Linked DNA regions of Homo sapiens: region 1 is linked to region 2. A link is an interaction called in ENCODE POLR2A ChIA-PET data of the cell type or tissue named here. Cell type or tissue: Caco-2. All regions are shown on one strand. Links, peaks and the distances in the headings refer to the core of each region. The heading gives the core; the rest is flanking DNA.

Evidence for each region. Peaks named below come from ENCODE experiments on the same cell type or tissue, not always from the same donor. Only the 100,000 strongest peaks of a DNase experiment are listed, where the experiment ranks them.
Region 1: POLR2A ChIA-PET joins it to region 2 with 9 read pairs; 4 of 35 experiments call an interaction of 5 or more read pairs at or near these places.

The regions. Positions count from the first base shown.
Region 1 is chr17:28,207,347-28,210,159 of GRCh38, reverse strand. LOC105371710 (a long non-coding RNA gene) reads left to right here. Exons shown (of 4, transcript XR_934638.2): 3 at 685-748. Among named protein-coding and RNA genes, the nearest start is that of TMEM97, 110 kb to the left of the region's middle. In Caco-2, for the core only: no CTCF peak of the experiment used is centred there; no DNase peak of the experiment used is centred there.
Region 2 is chr17:28,028,986-28,031,798 of GRCh38, reverse strand. No RefSeq gene overlaps it. Among named protein-coding and RNA genes, the nearest start is that of NLK, 12 kb to the left of the region's middle. In Caco-2, for the core only: no CTCF peak of the experiment used is centred there; a DNase peak (open chromatin) is centred at 1,146.

The DNA.
Region 1 (2,813 bases), core at 176-2,675, 180 kb before region 2:
TCGGGAGGCTGAGGCAGGAGAAGCACTTGAACCTGGAGGTGGAGGTTGCAATGAGCCAAGATTGTGCCACCACACTCTAGCCTGGGCAACAGAGCGAGACTCTGTCTCAAAAAAAATTGTATATATTCAAGGGGGTTGAATATTTATTATTTAATTATTATTAATTTATTATTAAATTTATTATTTAATATACATATATTAAATAATGTATACATTATTTAATGTAATGATTAATGATTATGTAATGATTACCACAATCAAATGAACACATCCTTCACCACAAAGTTACCATTTATTTGTGTGTATGTGTGTGGTGAGGACACTTCCGATCTGCTCTCTTAGCAAATTTCAAGTAAACAGTACAATAGTATTAACTCTAATCACCACACTTTACCAGAATTCCCATGCTTTACCATGATTCCCAGAATCTATTCATCTTGTAACTGAAAGTTTGTACTCTTTGACAAACATCTTCCCATCTCCCCGTCCTCATCCAGCCCCTGACAACCACTGTTCCTCTCTTTGCTTCTGAGTTTGTGATTTTTTTATATTCCACATATAAGTGAGATCAAATTGTATTTGTCTTTCTGTGTCTGGCTTATTTTAATTAGCATTAAAACGCAACATGTTCATCAATATTGTCACAAATGGCAGGATTTCCTTCTTTTTTTTTTTTTTTAATAGCTGAATGAACTGGGATTTCTTGGAGAAGTGGTAGAGCCAAGCTCTGGAACCGGAAATACGCAAGGTGAGGCTGGAACACGTTGTCAAATCAGAAAACAAGAGGCTTCGGGCATGTGGGCATGTCCAAAGGACTAAAGAACCAACCTGAATAAGCTCCCTCTGGCCAAAGATGGACTTAATGAGCATCATCATGGTAATAATTGTAATGGATTAGGGCCAGGTGCAGTGGCTCATGCCTGTAATCCTAGAACTCTGGGAGGCAAGGCAGAAGGATCACTTGAGCCCAGGAGTTTGAGACCACCCTGGGCAAAATAGTGAGACCTCATCTCTACAAAAACCTTAACAATTTAGCTGGCTTGGGCCGGCTGTGGTGGCTCAAGTCTGTAATCACAGCGCTTCGGGAGGCCGAAGCAGGTGGATCACCTGAGGTCAGGAGTTGGAGACCAGCCTGGCCAAAATGGTGAAATCCCGTTTTTACTAAAAATACAAAAATCAGCTGGGCATGGTGGCGGATGCCTATAATCCCAGCTACTCGGGAGGCTGAGGCAGGAGAATCGCATGAACCTGGGAGGTGGAGTTTGCAGTGAGCCGAGATCATGCCACTGCACTCCAGCCTGGGTGCAACAAGAGTGAAACTCCGTCTCAAAAAAAAAAAAAAAAAAAAAAAAAAAAAGAACTGGCTTGATGTGCATTCCTGCTCCCAGCTACTCAGGAGGCTGAGGTGGGAGGATGGCTTGAGCTTGAGAGGTTGAGGCTTCAGTGAGCCATGATCGCAGCACTGTACTCCAGCCTGGGCATGAGAGCAGGATTTTGACTCAATAATAATAATAATAATAATAATAAATAAAATGTAATGGGTTGAAACCTGTCAAACACATTTAAATGCTTGAGTTCATTTTAATATTTTTCATTATCTTGAAAACTGGATAAACAAGGAGAAGGAATCAAGCATTTATCTTGACTGTCCTATATGAACTGGATAGCCAGACAGTAGATGAGGGCAAGTTATTCTTTTTTTTTTTTTTTTTTGAGACGGAGTCTCGCTCTGTCGCCCAGGCTGGAGTGCAGTGGCGGGATCTCGGCTCACTGCAAGCTCCGCCTCCCGGGTTCACGCCATTCTCCTGCCTCAGCCTCCCAAGTAGCTAGGACTACAGGCGCCCGCCACTACGCCCGGCTATTTTTTGTAGTTTTAGTAGAGACGGGGTTTCACCGTTTTAGCCGGGATGGTCTCGATCTGCTGACCTCGTGATCCGCCCGCCTCAGCCTCCCAAAGTGCTGGGATTACAGGCGTGAGCCACCGCGCCCGGCCGAGGGCAAGTTATTCTTTATAAACTTATTCCATCAATCAATAAAGATAAAGGATAGAATTAGAAAATCATCACCATTTATCACCACTGGCCCTCCCCAGCATATTAATGGATCTACTCATTGAGTATCAATATCTGTTGTCATCAAAAGAAAGAGATGGCTGGGCATGGTGGCTCACACCTGTAATCCCAGCACTTTGGGAGGCAGAGGTGGGAGGATCACTTGAGGCCATGAGTTTGAGACCAGCCTGGGCAACACAGCAAGATCCCCATCTCTACAAGAAAATAAAAATAAATAAAAAATAAAAAGAGAGCCAGGCACGGTGGCTCACACCTGTAATCCCAGCACTTTGGGAGGCTGAGGCGGGCAGATTTCTTGAGTCCAGAAGTTTAAGACCAGCCTGGCCAACATGGCAAAATCTCATCTCCACTAAAAATACAAAAAAATTAGCTGGGCATTGTGGGGCACACTTGCAATCTCAACTACTCAGGAGGCTGAGGTGGGAGGATCGATTGAACCCAGAAAGCAGAGGTTGCAGTGAGCTGAGATCGCACCACTGCACTCCAGCCTGGGCAACAGAATGAGACTCCATCTCCAAAAATAAATAAATAAATTAATTAAAAGAGAGGCAGCCAGACATTATGAGTCTCCTGGTTAACACACCAGCACCTATAGTTTTGCCAAACGGATTGACCCTGAATTTGATCATGCCTCTGGATCCAGCTGCCAATTTGCGGAAATAGAGGACAGAGGAACTTACTGAACTGCATCATGAGTATGCAGTCATCCAAATCTGGACTGTGGGAAACTTGACAGGTCAA
Region 2 (2,813 bases), core at 128-2,627:
TAAATATTTTAAGAATTGGCTGTTTAGAAAGAAAAGAAAGCCCTGATTTATATCCATGGCATAAAAACTTCTATCATGGTTAATTTCTTTCTTTCTTTCTTTTTTTTTTTGAGACAGAGTCACACTCTGTTGCCTAGGCTGGAGTGCAATGGCACGATCTCGGCTCACTGCAACCTCTGCCTCTCGGGTTGAAGCAATTCTCCTGCCTCAGCCTTCTAAGTAGCTGGGATTACAGGTGTGTGCCACCACGCCCAGCTAATTTTTTTTTTTTTTTGTAAGTAGAGACGGGGTTTCACCCTGTTGGCTAGCCTGGTCTCGAACTCCTGACCTCAGGTGATCCACCCAGCTTGGCCTCCCAAAGTGCTGAGATTACAGGCATGAGCCACCGCGTCCAGCCATGGTTAATTTCAAGCTGCTAGTATGACATCATTGAAGACAGAATGGGGAAGAGATGTACACAATAGGTTCTCCAGAACCAGGTAGCAGCCAGCTTTAGCACACCACTGCCTGGTCACCCCCACGCCTCCCACACAACTTAGTAGGTATGAGGTGTGACCTAGGCATCAGGATTTTTAAAAGCTCCCCAGTAGATTCTAATATGCAGCAAAGTTGGGAACCACTGGGCTAATGGGCCTTGTAATAAGGTCCCAGAGGCAAGAAACCGGCCAGTTGATTGCCTTCCAGTGACAGCTGGATTGTAACACTTGCCTCCTCAAATACACTTTCTTCCCCTAGCAAGCCTCCATGGAAAGCTAAATCCTCAGCAGAAGGTTGCTCAGTGGGCTGGTCTCAGAGCATGGGGCAGGGGTGGGAGGTCCGGAGGCTGGTGAGAGATCTGAAAAGCTAGGGGCGATGTGTCAATGTAATTGTCCACTAGAAATTCCTGGGGGTGCTAGAAACACTGATAAATTTCTGCTCCAGGACATTCCTCCAGGGATGTCATTATCCTTCCATTAAAACTGTATTCTGACTGGGTGGTAAGTACCTGATTTGCTTAATTCTTAATTGTTATACCTTTAGCTCTGCTGACTGAGCTCTAGTGATTTGGGTTGAAGTGTACCTAAGGCTGCAGGGCAGGTAGGAGAGGAATGAATTTTTTCTGCAGATGGCTGGCCAGGCCCCACCTCTGGGTTACTGCAGTCACTCTGCTTTTGTCTGTCATGGTACTTGTCACCTGGCCTTGCAAATGTTTACTCATCTGTTGCCTTTAATGCTCTACAAGCTCCCCAAGGGCAGAGACTTGGCTCCTATTTTGCTAGGCGTCCCCAGTGCCCAGTGTTGGTTTAAGCTGACGTAAACTGAGCTCTTCCATCCATTATAAAGTATTTTAAATTTACTTTTAGAAACACAAGTAGGCCGAGTGAGGTGGCTCATGCTTGTAATCCCAGTACTTTGGGACAGGAGGATTGCTTGAGCCCAGGAGTTTGAGATCAGCCTAGGCAACATGGCAAGACCTCGTCTCTACAAATAATAATAAAAACAAAATTAGCTGGGCATGGTGGTGGGCACCTGTAGTCTCAGCTACTCTGGAGGCTGAGGCAAGAGAATAGCTTGAGCCCAGGAGGTCAAGGCTGCAGTGAGCTGTGATTGCACCACTGCCCTCCAGCCTGTGTGACAGAGCAAGACCCTGTCTCAAAATAAATAAAATAAAATAAAATCACAAGTAATTCATGAAAAGATTCTTGGCATTTGCACACACACATGCACATTTTAAAATGTATGGTTCTCGGCTGGGTGCTGTGGCTTGCACCTGTAATCCCAGCACTTTGGGAGGCTGAGGTGGGCAGATTGCTGGAGCTCAGGAATTCTATATCAGCCTGGTCAACATAATGAAACCCTGTCTCTACAAAAAATACAAAAATTAGCTGGGTGTGGTGGCACACATCCGTAGTCCCAGCTACTTGGGAGGCTGAGGCACGAGAATCACTTGAACCCAGGAGGCGGAGGTTGCAGTGAGCTGAGATCATGCCACTGCACTCCAGCCTGGATGACAGAGCAAGACTCTGTCTCAAGAAAAAAAAAAGCATGGTTCTATTTTTTGTGTTTTCAAAATACATGCTATTATACTATACACATAGTTCTATAAAATGCTTTTTCACTTAACAATATGTTATGAGGATATTTTCATAATCTATTTATTAATGTGCTTTGTTCTTTTCATAATGCTGAATTTGAAAGGTGACCTTGAGACAGGATTTAAGTGTGATTACTTTATGTGGGAGGTGATCCCAGAAAATAGGGTAATGGGGAAGTGAGACAGGGAAGGGAAGGAAGCCAATAAAGGGTGTTTTTCAAAGCAAGTCATCACTGTATGTAAAACCAGAGCTCAACTCCATGGGGAAACTGGGAGCCAATGTAGCACACAACTGTCCAACACTTCTACCTAAAGAGAGCTGGAGTATTTATCCACTGACTTCCATCTGCCATTGATCAAGGGCTACTTCAGAGGCACATTGACTCAGGGACTTTTGGCCTGCCTTGCATCTGGGCAGAGAGGGCTCTGGTGGCCAGAAAAAGCCTTCAGTCAAGGAGATGCTTGTGCTATCAATTGGAAGTCAGTTGACACACACAGACATGGTAAGTGCTAGGTCATATGGGTGGGGAACTGATAGGATCCGCTCCAAAACAGATGTGACTTTGTGCCTTACTTCATTAAATCCTTTCTCATTTCTCATTTTTTTTTTACAAGCAACTCTTCAATAAGTATTCCCATCCATGTTTCCTTATGCAGGGGTACAATTTTTTTTTTTTTTTAAGAGACAGCTCTAGCTCTATGGCCCAGGCTGAGGTGCAGTGGCACTATCCTTGCTCAC